Linked DNA regions of Homo sapiens: all the other regions are linked to region 2. Evidence: read pairs that join two places in POLR2A ChIA-PET (ENCODE). Cell type or tissue: PC-9. All regions are shown on one strand. Each heading gives the region's core, and the rest is flanking DNA. Links, peaks and the distances in the headings are about the cores only.

The links. Peaks named below come from ENCODE experiments on the same cell type or tissue, not always from the same donor. Only the 100,000 strongest peaks of a DNase experiment are listed, where the experiment ranks them.
Region 1: POLR2A ChIA-PET joins it to region 2 with 12 read pairs; 3 of 35 experiments call an interaction of 5 or more read pairs at or near these places.
Region 3: POLR2A ChIA-PET joins it to region 2 with 22 read pairs; 10 of 35 experiments call an interaction of 5 or more read pairs at or near these places.

Annotation. Positions count from the first base shown.
Region 1 is chr17:68,229,133-68,233,574 of GRCh38, forward strand. It overlaps a transcript of AMZ2 not described here. Among named protein-coding and RNA genes, the nearest start is that of AMZ2, 17 kb to the right of the region's middle. RefSeq lists an enhancer at 1-385. In PC-9, for the core only: no CTCF peak of the experiment used is centred there; DNase peaks (open chromatin) are centred at 309, 2,209 and 2,589; H3K27ac peaks cover 384 bases.
Region 2 is chr17:67,836,690-67,841,131 of GRCh38, forward strand. All of the region lies in intron 1 of BPTF (bromodomain PHD finger transcription factor), which reads left to right. Among named protein-coding and RNA genes, the nearest start is that of BPTF, 13 kb to the left of the region's middle. In PC-9, for the core only: no CTCF peak of the experiment used is centred there; no DNase peak of the experiment used is centred there.
Region 3 is chr17:67,781,807-67,786,248 of GRCh38, forward strand. It overlaps the pseudogene RPL17P41. Among named protein-coding and RNA genes, the nearest start is that of BPTF, 41 kb to the right of the region's middle. RefSeq lists a silencer at 2,527-2,821 and an enhancer at 2,527-2,821. In PC-9, for the core only: no CTCF peak of the experiment used is centred there; a DNase peak (open chromatin) is centred at 1,755.

The sequences.
Region 1 (4,442 bases), core at 182-4,181, 390 kb after region 2:
TACCGCCTGTCTCTTCTGGTTTTTGCTATTGCCTGGAAGGTAGGGGACGTCACGGTGCTTTGTGCAGTAGAGGTAGCCCTGATTCCATGGCACTGACACCCCCACCTCAAACGCAGCCCCCCATGATGTTTCCTCTCTGGGGAAGCACAGCCGTGGCTGAACAGACACAGGCGAGCCCCTCAGCCCGGGTGCCTGTCCCCACACCCACCCAGGATCCAGAAACCTGGGGCCCTCACAGGGAGTTCCTGCTCAGTCCCCAACAGGAAGTGTTCCTGCCTGTGCTAGAACTGGGCATGTCCTTGCTTTCGACCCTGAGAAACCTGTCTGGCTGGAAGGCACAGATGCCTAACATTTTGAGGGACATTTTACTTTTCCTGAGAGTTTGAGATTTTATTACCTATGGCTACATAACAGACTACCCAAAAGCGAGGTACCTTAAAAACAACCAAAATGCTATTTGCCCACAAATCTGTGGGTCTGGAATTTAAACAGGGGATACTGGGTGCTGTTCCCTGTCTGGGGAGCATCACCTTTACCTAGACATTGGTTGCTTTGCTTAAACATTCCTGATCTTTTGCATACCCAAGAATGAGTTCCATGTTAACTTGCATCTTGCACACCCAGGAATGAGTTGGAGATGTGGCTTCACCACCCCCATGTCAGGGGTCCGGGCTGGTGTAGCTCCGGAGTCCGGAGGATGGCTGGGTCAGCTTGAACATGTGCACGTGTTTGGCTGAGCTTCTCGTTCTCCTCCATATAGTCTCAGGGGCCTCTCACTCTCCACGTGGCCTCTCTAACAGGAAAGTAAGGCCCGTTACCTGGTGGCTCAGGGCTCCCAGGACTACAAATGTGGAATCCACCAAGATATCCTAAGGCGTAGCCCTAGAGCTTTGCAGTCTTCAAAGCCCAGCATCTGTCCCTGTCCTGTTTTTTTTGTTTTGTTTTGTTTTGTTTTTTGGGATGGAGTCTCCCTCTTGTCGTCCAGGTTGGAGTGCAGTGGCGTGATCTCGGCTCACTGCAACCTCCACCTCCCAGGTTTAAGCAGTTCTCCTGCCTCAGCCTCCTGAATAGCTGGGATTACAGGTGCCCACCACCATACCTGGCTAATATTTGTATTTTTAGTAGAGATGGGAGTTTCACCATGTTGGCCAGGCTGGTCTCGAACTCCTGACCCCAGGTGATCCACTCGCCTCGGCCTCCCACAGTGCTGGGATTACAGGCATGAGCTTCTGTGTCCGGCCTCCTGCCCTGTTCTTCATCCAGCACCCTGAAGTGAGCCCCTCCATGCGTGCCCCTTGGCACAGCTGGCACAGTGTCATCTCTGTCACCTTCTGTTGTTTCAGGCAGCCCAGATTCAGTGGAGTGATCTATAGAGGGCATGAATACCAGGAGGTGCATTTCACTGGGGGCTACCACTGTAACAGATGACTACACATGTCCTATCTTTCCAGGTGGAGTCTAACTCTTCAAGGGATGCAGGGATGTGTTCTATCCCACAGCCCCTTTCAGAATGGCTCACACCTAGGAGTTGCTTGATCTATATTCATTTTATTAAGAAGGGAACAGGGAGATCACAGATGCCATGGGGGCATCTTGGAGGGCCTCTCATGCTGCTTACCCCTTCCTCACCAAGCACTTCCCCTGGCATTGGCTGGAGGGAAAGGTAGCCATTTGGGCTACGTTTGATAAATGAGAAAGCTGAGTCTCAGTGAAGTTTTTAGTTTATACACTTGCCAAGGACCAAATGATAAATTGGCAGATTGAGGTTGAAAGCCTAGTTATGCTCATTTTTTATTGAAAACTAGGGAAATAAATTTACTTTTCAGAAATTCATTTTCAGGTAAATTTCTCTGAATGCATCTAACCTGTAGGGCAAGACATATATGTATTTTTTACATTTTAATTTTATTATTTTTTTATTTTAATTTTTAATTTCTTTTTTTTTTCCCAAGACCGGGTCTCCCTTTGTCGTCCAGGCTGGAGTGCAGTGGTGTGACCATGGCTCACTGCAGCCTGGACCTCCTGGGCTCAAGTGATCCTCCTACCTCAGCCTCCCGAGTAGCTGGTACTACAGGAATGTGCCACCACGCTCGGCTAATTTTCTTGTATTTTTTTTTTAGTAGAGAGGGTTTTCTCCCATATGGTCCAGGTTGGTCTTGAATTCCTGGGCTTACATGATCCACCTGCCTCAGCCTCTCAAAGTACTGGGATAACAGGCGTGAGCCACTGTGCCCAGGGGCTTGTGTTTGACCAGACATCACTCTCTGTGAGTCATCCAGCACTAGTTAAGTTGGAATGAACAAAACTAGCCATGAAATTGTGGCTTCTTGTATCCTAAAGGTCAAAAAAGAAGTCCTGCTTCAACATTACTAAGAGGTAATATAATTTTTTTCCATCAAATATAAACTTAAAGAGAATTTTTCTGCAAGTCTTCTCCCATTATATGCCCTCATGTGTGTTAGGCAGTGCATGGTGGGAAACACATAAGTAGTAGTACGAGTTTTCCTTGCATGGGGACATACTTGCTATTTGTGTGGTATGTGTCTTTTTAGCATACAGAATTACCTTTCTTTTCTTCTTGAAACTGTGGATAGGTTACATGAGCAATCATGAGGTCACCACCACCTCCACCAATTTGGAAATTAGGGAACTAGGATTTCCCTTGGAGAGAGGGTGGTCAGGTTTTACAAATAAAAATACAGGGTGCTTAGTTAAACAGAATTTCAAATGAACAACAAATCACTTTTAATGTAGGTATATCCCATGAAATTTATGGGACATGCTTATACTAAAAAATCACTCATTGTTCATCTGAAATTCTGATGTGACTGAGAATCCTGTATTTTTTTGGCAATTACAAAACTAAAACTGTAGAACCAATGCATATGGATTAGAAGAAATATAAAGTTCTAATGTAAAGAAATGTAAGGTTACCTTAAGAGATCAGAATGTGTTCTTTAGCAAGACTTGATTACAACTGAAGTTTGTAAAAAAAAAAAAAAAAAAAAAAGGTATATTTACAAAAACACTTCTAACCTCTTGTAAGGTACCTTAAGAACGTGCCAATCAGAAAGGGGGTTAGGGCTGGACGTGATGTCTCACGTCTATAATCCCAGTGCTTTGAGAGGCCAAGGTTGGAGGATCACTGGAGCCCAGGAGTATGAGAGCAGCCTGGGCAACATAATGAGACCCCATCTCTACAAAAAAATAAAAATTTTCTGGGTGTGGTGGCCTGCATCTCTAGTCCCAGCTACTCAGGAGGCTAAAGCAGGAGGATTGCTTGAGTCTGGGAGTCTGAGGCTACAATAAACCGTGATCACACTGCTGCACTCGAGCCTGGGTGACAGAACAAGACCCTATCTCAAAAAAAAAAAAAAAAAGAGATTGATCAACAATAGAAAATGAAAGGTCAAAGGAAAACCTTTGGGCTGGGTGTGGTTTTGGATCATGCCTATAATCCCAGCACTTTGGGAGGACAAGTGGGTGGTTCGCTTGAAGTCAGGAGTTCGAGACCAGCCTGGCCAACATGGCGAAACCCCATCTCTACTAAAAACACAAAAATCAGCTGGGTGTGGTGCTGCATGCCTGTAATCCCAGCTACTTGGGAGGCTGAGGCACGATAAATTGTTTGAACCTAGGGGGTGGAGGTTTCAGTGAGCTGAGATTGCACCACTGCACTCCAGCCAGAGCAAGACTCTGTCTCAAAAAAAAGAGAGACAAACTTTGTTCATTCTCCTCAACACCATCTGGAAGCATCAACTTCCAGGCTGAGATGGCTTGGATCTTATTGTGGAGATGCACTTGCCAAGTGTCTTAGTCAGCTTGGGCTGCTACCACAGAGTATCACAGGTTGGGTGGATTACACAACAAGCATTCATCACTCACAGCAGAGGCTAAGAAGTCCAAAGTCAAGTGTCAGCATGGTTGGGTTCTGGGGAGGGCTCTCTTCCTGGTCCCCAGATGGCCAGCTACATGTTGTGTCCTCACATGGCTGGGACAAAGAGGATGCACCAAACTTTGAGGGGTAGGGACCATTAGGGTCATCAACTAATTACCCATGTTTACCAAGAAAGCTTGTTATAAATTGGCTTCCTGGCTGGGCGTGGTGGCTCACGCCTGTAATCCCAGCACTTTGGGAGGCTGAGGCAAGTGAATCACCTGAGGTCAGGAGGTCGAGACCAGCCTAGCCAACAAGGAGAAAGCCCGTCTCTACTAAAAACGTAAAAATTAGCTGGGCGTGGTCGTGGGCATTTGTAATCCCAGCTACTCGGGAGGCTGAGGCAGGAGAATCACTCGAACCTGGGAGGCGGAGGTTGCAGTGAGCCGATACCGCACCACTGCACTCTAACCTGCCGACAAGAGCGAAACTATGTCTCAAAAAAAAAAAAAAAAAAAAGAGAGAAATTGTCTTCCCCTGCCTCCTGGGAGTGAAGGTGCTGATC
Region 2 (4,442 bases), core at 163-4,162:
TTCTCACAGTAATCAAGAGAACAAGTAGGCAGAAAGAAAGTGCAGTTTTCTGTTTTTGTAGACAGCAAAATTATTTCACACACTTCTTAAAGTCTTATTCAGTAAGTTACTCATTTCTCCACCTTATGACTGTACTGTGCTTTCAAAGTGCTGTGCAAAGAGTAAAATGTTTTAAGGTGGTTTTACTGTAATTTCACATACATATTTGAACTTTTGAGTCTGAATTATCCAGGTGAAATGCATTGGATTTCTGATCCTCTGTAAACTTGGAAGATTACCTTCTTCCAGGTATATTGGTTTTCCTTAATTGCTTTAATAGCATGAGTTGTGAATCTTCTCTGTGTCTCAGAAGAAACCTAACAGTGGAGATTGTTTATGGCAAGGGTCACAAATTTACATGCTCAGGTTAGGACCCTCTTTAAGGTAAAGACATGAAGTGCCCCCCTTTTTATTAATACATAACTGCATTTGCTGATAATATTGATTTGCCTTAAAAAAACTAGTCCTATTGAGAATTCAGGCTCTTTTTGCGTTTACAGACAGTGCTGTCCTGAATGTGCTAGAGATGTACCTTTAGTCACTTAAGCTGGTGTTTCTGTAGGGTAGATTCCTAGGACTGGGATTGGATTGTTGCATTATAGTGTGTACCATTTAAAAGTCTGGACCAGATTATACTCTCAACATCTGTTTTTAAACCTTCCCTAGTCTGTGCTTATGTGTTTTGTTTTTTTTTTTTGAGATGGAGTCTTGCTCTGTCGCCCAGGCTGGAGTGCAGTGGCATGATCTCAGCTCACTGCAACCTCCACCTCCTTGGTCCAAGCAGTTCCCCTGCCTCAGCCTCCTGAGTAGCTGTGATTAAAGGCGGACGCCACCACGCCTGGCTAATTTTTTTGTATTTTTAGTAGTGACGGGGTTTCACCATGTTGGCCAGACTCATCTGGAATTGCTGACCTCAGGCAATCTGCCCACCTTGGCCTCTCAAAGTGCTGGGATTACAGGCGTGAGCCACCGTGCCCAGCCTATGTGGTTTTAAATTAACTTTTTCTAGAATCTACTAAGGTTTACTCAGACCTTTAGCAGGTGTTCTTGGATACTGACTAGGCCCAGAGTCCTCTTCTCATCAATTTATTGGCAAATACACTCACTTGCGATGTGATATGAGACCCTGAGTTTTACCTCCCAAATGGCAGGATGTCTGTTTTGAGAGTTTCCTGGCCAAGTGGTGGAAAGTACCATGGAAATGGAGTTCTTCATTGCTTCTTACTTAACTTGAGTTTGGACCATAGAGAAGTCATTCTTGTGTGGACCTCAGTTTACTCACCTGTACAGTATAGGATGGACTAGATGATCTAATGGTCAGGGGACTGGCAAACTTGTTCTTAGGTTACCAATTAGTAGATATTTCAGGTTTTGCAGGCCATCTGGCTCTGTCACAGCTGCTCAGCTCTGCCCTCATAGCAGGAAAGCAGCCATAGACAATAAGTAAACAAATGAGCATGGCTGCTTTCTAATAAAACTTTATTTACAAAAACAGGCTGTGGCTGGCCATAGTTTATTCACCCCATTTTTGAGCTCTTGACATTCATTAGTCTGTGATTTCGATAATTCGTTTAGGAAAAAGGCTTTGAGTTTTACAAATAATGCTTCTGAAAATCTAGTAAAACCTTTAAATTTTATTTTTGCTTCTTCTCTTTATCAGGAAAGTAATGTAGAACATTTAGAAAACCCAGAACATTAATATTTTGGTTCCTCTCATTAGTTAACCATCTTTGTGTAAACATGTGTATGTACATACTTTTTTTTTTGAGCTGGAGTATCGCTCTGTCACCCAAGCTGGAGTGCAGTGGCACAATCTTGGCTCACTGCAACCTCCACCTCTTAGGTTCAGGTGATTCTCTTGCCTCAGCCTCCAGAGTAGCTGGGACTACAGGTGCTCGCTGCCATGCCTGGCTAGTTTTTTATATTTTTTTAGTAGAGACGAGGTTTCACCAGCCCAGGCTGGTGTTGAACTCCTGAGCTCAGTCAGTCCTTCCTCCTTGGCTTCCCAAACTGTTGGGATTACAGGCGTGAGCCACCACACCCAGCACATGTGTGCATACATACTTTTTACAAAATTGGAAGAAGTATAATTCATTTGCTAAATATTTTCACTTATGCCATGAAATCAGATTTTATCTTTGTGTATAAAAATACCTGCTCTGCTGGGGCTTCTAGTTGAAAACTAATGAATTTTAAAAATTAATTTAGTATTTAGCCACCTATTCTTTTTTCTAATTGTTTCTTGTAGCTTTTGCTTTGATTGGAATAATTTTACTCTAGGAATAAAGTTGTGTCATCTGCAAAAATGAATCATATGTACACATCTGATTTTCTTACATTTGTATCTCCTTTTTCTCTTCAAATTACATTGCCCTCTACCATTGATGGGAACCTGGGTAATAAAAAAAAAAGAAAAAAAAGAAACAAATTGCATTGTGTACCACCTCCAAAGCAATGTTAAATGTTAGTTATAACGATAGGCATCTTAGTATGCTTTCCGAATTTAATGGAACTGATGCGAATATTTCATGGTTAACTGTGGGTTTGAGACCTTCAATGTGTTGAATGTATTCACCTGGTTCTCTTTTTTTTCCTAAGTTTTTTTTTAAAAAAAAATCAGCTATGGCTATTGTATTTTGTCACATGTCATCTTAGCATCTTTTAAGATGATCATATAGTTTTTCTCCTGCAAGCTACATATTAATTACTGTGGTGTATATTCATAGAATTATATTAGATCTTATAATATTGATCCACCCTTACATTCCTGCAGCAAACCTCTCTTGATCCTACTTTTTCATGTACTGTTTGACTTTTAAAAAGGTATTTTAATTTTTAAATAGTTTATACATGTACAGTGCATAATGTATTTGAGATTCATCTATGTTGTTGTGTGTATCAGTAGTTTCTTTATTGCTGAGTAGCAGTCCCTTATATGAGTGTATCACAGTGCATTTATCCATTCAATAGTTGGATATTTCAGTTATCTCTGGTTTTTGGCAACTATGAATAAAGTTGTCCTAAACGTTTCCATAATGGTTTTGTATGAACACAATACTTGTTTTTCTTGAGTAAATACCTAGGAGTATGATTTCTGGGTTGTATGTTTATGAGAAACTGCCAAAACTGTTTTCCAAAGTAGCTGTACCATTTTGCATTCTTACCTGCAAGTGTATGAAGAGTTCCGGTTGCCCTGTATCCTCCCTAGTACTTGATATTGTCAGTTTTTTTTTTAAAAGACACCTTAATAAGTATATAGTGATATCCCCTTCTGGTTTTAATTTGCTTGTCCCTAATGACAAATGGTTCTGAGCCTCCTTTTATGTGCATCTTTTTATTTGCCATCTGTATACCATTTTTTATGGAAAAATACTGATTTTTTTTTTTTTTTTTGAGATAGGGTCTTGCTTGTTGCCCAGGCTGGAGAGCAATGGCACAGTCACCACTCACTGCAGCTTCCACTTCCTAGCCTCAAGCCATCCTCCCACCTCTCAGCTTCCCCAGTAGCTGGGATTTCAAGTGCGCACCTCCACAGTTGGCTAATTTTTTATTTTTATTTGTAGAGATAGGGTTTCATTATGTTGCCCAGACTGATTTCAAACTCCTGGGCTCAAGCAATCCACCTGCCTCGGCCTCTCAAGGTGCTGAGATTACAGGCATGAGCTGCCATGCCTGGCCAAGATACCAAAATCTTTATTTAAGATGTTTAATTGGGTTGCTGCTGCTCCTCTTGTTGTTGTTGTTGCTGCTGCTGCTGCTCCTCCGCCTCCTCCTTCCCCTCCTCCCCCCTTCCCCCTTTTCCTCCTCTCCTTCTCCTCTTCCTCCTCCTCCTTTCTATTTTTTTAGACAGTTTCCTTCTTTCACCCATGCTGGAGTGCAGTGGCATGATCTTGGCTCACTGGAGCCCGTCATTCCCCGCCTACCCAAGGCTCAAGGTGATCCTCCCACTTCAGCCTCTGAAGTAGTTGGGACCACAGGCACATGCCACTATGCCTGGCTAATTTTTGTATTTTTAGTAGAGATGGGGTTTCACTATGTTGCCCAGGCTGGTCTTGAACTCCTGAGCTCAAGCAATCCGCCTGTCTCGGCCTCCCAAAGTGCTGGAATTACAGGCATGAGCCACCATGCCCAGCCAATTTCTTATTATTGAGTAGTAAGAGTTCTTTATATATTTTGGATATAAGTGCTTTGTTAGGCTGTGTGATGTACATATATTTTCTCCCTGTCAGTGCCTTGCGTTTCATTCTCTTAACAGTGTCTTTTTCCCAGAGCATAAGTTTTAAATTTTGATAAAGTCTAATTTACCACTTTTTTTCTTTTACACATCTGGGGTTCGTCTAACAACTCTCCCTAATCCAGAGCTTGCCAGATTTTTTTGGTAAAAGGTCAGATAGTAAGGCCAG
Region 3 (4,442 bases), core at 182-4,181, 55 kb before region 2:
GACCATCCTGGCTAACACGGTGAAACTCCATCTCTACTAAAAATACAAAAACTTAGCCGGGCGTGGCGGCGGGCGCCTGTGGTTCCAGCTACTCGGGAGGCTGAGGCAGGAGAACGGCGTGAACCCGGTAGGCGGAGCTTGCAGTGAGTCGCGATCACGCCACTGCACTCCAGCCTGGGCGACAGAGCCAGACTCCGTCTCAAAAAAAAAAAAAAAGAAAAAGAAACTAGACTGGTAAGAGGGACAGGCACCACCCCTATACTCCATCACCTGGGGCTTATTATTGTGCCAAATTTGTCTGCCTGAAGCCGTCTTCCCTTAGGATGCATTATTTCCCAGGGGCTTACACCCATAATCCTAGCACTTGGGGAGGATGAAGAGGGTGATCACTTGAGGCCAGGAGTTCGAGACCAGCCTGGGCAACACAGTGAGACGCCCCCCATCTCTACAAAAAAAATACAGAAAATTAGCTGGGCATGGTGGTGGTATACACCTATAGTCCCAGCTACTTGGAAGGCTGAAGTTGAAGGATAGGCTGAGCCTGGGAGATTGAGGCTGCCAGTGAGCTGTCATTGCACCTCTGCACTCCAACCTTGGCAACAGAGTGAGACCTTGGCTCAAAGTAAATAAATAAAGATGTATAATTAAGAGCTTGTGAACAGATACATCTCTCACATATAATTATTTGTTTTTCTGAAAGGAAGTCCAAGAAACTGTTTGCCTTTAAAAAAAGGGAAAGGTCGTATGGACAAAAGATTTTACTTTTCTTTTTTTTCTTTCTTTTTTTTGTTTTTAGACAGAGTCTTGCTCTGTCTCCAGGCTGGAATGCAGTGGCGCGATCTCAGCTCACTGCAACCTCCAGCTCTGTGATTCAAGCAATTCTCCTGCCTCAGCTTCCCAAGTAGCTGGGATTACAGGCATGCTCCACCATGCCCAGCTAATTTTTGTATTTTTAGTAGAGACGGGGTTTCACCATGTTGGCCAGGATGGTCTTGATCTCCTGACCTCGTGATCCGCCTGCCTCGACCTCCCAAAGTGCTGGGATTAAAGGCATGAGCCATCATGCCCGGCCAAGATTTTTTCACTTAGCTTTTATTTGTAATTTTGGATTTCCAAATCTATCTATCTATAAATATATATATATAAAAATATATATATAATTTTGTCGAGTATCAACCAAGATGCCCTAACACAATTTAACGTAGTTTAATTAATTTCACATATCTAACTCACTTTATTTTACTTATTTATCTGTTTCTGTGACTGTCCCTCTGTCATCCAGGCTGGAGTGCAGTGGCGTGATCTCGGCTCACTGCAACCTCCACCTCCTAGGTTCGAGCAATTCTCCTGCCTCAGACTTCCAGATAGCTGGGATTACAGGTACACCCCACCATGCCCGGCTAATTTTTTTTATTATTTTTGGTAGATACCAGGTTTCACCATGTTGGCCAAGCTGGTCTTAAGTGATCCATTCTCATTGGCCTCCCAAAGTGCTGGGATTACAGGCGTGAGCCACCATGTCCAGCCCACTTAACTCACTTTAATTTAGTACTTAACTATATTTGAAATGCTTGTGATAACTCTCCATGAAGGAAAAGTAAGATATGTAAGAATTGGGAGGAAAAAAGTACATATATCACTTTTGGCAGTCAATATATTTATATTCTGGAAAATCAAGCTAAAAATAACTTGAGTTTGCCATGGGATTAGCAAGATTTCAGGTTGTAAGAGTCAACTGAATTAATACAAACTAGACTGAGCATGGTGACTCATGCCTATAACCCCAGCACTTTGGGAAGCTGAGGCTTTTTTTTTTTTTTTTTTTTTGAGGCGGAGTCTCGCTCTATCACCCATGCTGGAGTGCAGTGGCGTGATCTCAGCTGACTACAACCTCTGCCTCCTGGGTTCAAGCAACTCTCCTGCCTCAGCCTCCTGAGTAGCTGGGATACAGATGCATGACACCATACCTGGCTAATTTTTTTTTTTTGAGTTGGAAATTCGCTCTTGTTGCCCAGGCTGGAGTGCAATGGCGTGATCTCGGCTCGCTGCAACCTCTGCCTCCCAGGTTCAAGTGATTCTCCTGCCTTGGCCTCCCAAGTAGCTGGGATTACAGGCATGCACCACTGCATCTGGCTAATTTTGTACTTTTAGTAGAGATGGGGTTTCTCCATGTTGGCCAGGCTGGTCTCCAACTCGACCTCGTAATCCACCCCCCTCGGCCTCCCAAAGTGCTGGGATTACAGGCATGAGCCACTGCACCTGGCCTATATATATATTTTACTACTATATGTATATGTATATATGTGTATATATAGCATATATATGTATATATGTGTATATATAGCATATATATGTATATATACTAGTAACAGTATATATATACACATTTTCACTACACTAGTCAAAGTATACACACACACACACTTAGCAGTATATATTATATATATATTCCAGTATATATATCTACATGTAAAAGATATATAGATATATATATAGATACATAAAATATATATGGATACATACACTGGAAAAGTCAGTGAGGAGAAAACGATTCATTGACAATACTAAATAAAAACCAAACCAACCAGGAAACATTTAGGAACTAGCTTCACTTTTGACATGTAACCAGAACAACACAGTAAAGGTTGTTGCCTGGGAATTAGAAGTGAAACACCACGCCCAAATGGCTCAAGCTGGTGGCCAGAGATAAGAACTTAAAGGCATCTCTCCCGCCTAGCAGACTGGGCCCCCTGGTTTCCCATCACTTCCTTTAAACAGACTACTCAGGCATTTGCCCACAAACTTAAAGGGGCTTTAAGTTCAACTTTAAGTGACACCCTATTTGTTGCAGGTGGTAAACGATTTTACCAAGACAGCTGTAGGTAAAGAAAGGCAGATTTAACCACTCTTCCTCTTTCCCTAAGCGGCCTGAGGTAATCTGTGAAAATGGTTCGCTATTCATTTGACCTAGAGAACCCCACAAAATCACGCAAATCAAGAGGTTCAAATCTTCGTGTTCACTTTAAGAACACTCATGAAACTGCAGGCCATCAAGCGTATGCATATACAAAAAGCCACAAAGTATCTGAAAGATGTCACTTTACAGAAACAGTGCGTACCATTCCAATGTTACAATGGTGGAGTTGGCAGGGGTGCCCAGGCCAAGCATTGGGGCTGGGCACAAGGTCGGTGGCCCAAAAAGAGTGCTGACTTTTTGCTGCACATGCTTAAAAATGCAGAATTTAAGGGTTTAGATATAGATTCTCTGGTCATTGAGCATATCCAAGTGAACAAAGCACCTAAGAAGGGCTGCTGGACCTACAGAGCTCATGGTTGGATTAACCCATGCATGAGCTCTCCCTGCCACACTGAGATTATCCTTACTGAAAAGGAACAGATTGTTCCTAAACCAGAAGACGAGGTTGCCCAGAAGAAAAAGATATCCCAGAAGAAACTGAAGAAACAAAAACTGATGACACAGGACTACATTCAGCATTAAAATAAATGCAATTAAAAGTTAAAAAAAAAAAAGGCAGATTTATTAGAGAAAGCGTGAAAATATGTTGCAAGGGTGCGATGGGCAGCACAGTAGAGAAGGGGCTGTCAGCCAAGGGGCAGGGGCTAGGGGGAGGTTTTATAGGGTCTTGCAGGAGGGGGGCTACATGCAGAACAAGGTTGTAATCCTGGCGCTACATGCCAAACAGGTCATTGTGCCCACAAGTTTGTGATTAGCACTTTCTCAGAACAAGTGTTCGTTTTTCTCCCCCACCTGAGACCCTGTCCTCATTTCGCTTACTTATCAGGACTCCACACTATTCTCTTATACGTACCACTAGTTGCTTCTCTCACTCTCTGCCTCTTAATTTCTGCCTTGCCTGACCTGAGGATGGAGGATGATACTCCTGACTCATGGCGCCTTCCCTGCCCAGGATCTGTAAGTAATAAACCTTTGATCATATTTCCTACTGTGGTGGATTGAATGGGTGCCTTTCATCTGAAGAACCAGGGGCTACCTAGGTTTTCCAGGGACACTGGGAAGAACACAAGGCTGGGCTCTCAGCATCAAAGCGATGGTTAGACAATCATAAACTGAACACAGACCAGACAACAGCCATGGGAGCGTCTGCCAGGATAAACACATTTCCCATGTGAAGGAGCCCCTGGGCACAGGTTGGGCAGCTAAGCATTAGACCTTCCACCACGTTAAAGAAGTACCCCATGAGAGACGCACTGTAGACACCTATGCCCAGCTCCCTTCATTTCCCATTAGGGCAGGGCTGCTAGCTGCTCTGGTACTGAAACCCCAGTTTAGCTAGGGGCTCTCAAAACAGACATATAAGAGCCATTCAATAAAAATAAATGTTTCTTGGCTGGGTGCAGAGACTCACGCCTGTAATATCAGCACTTTGAGAGGCCAAGATGGGCAGATCATGTGAGGCCAG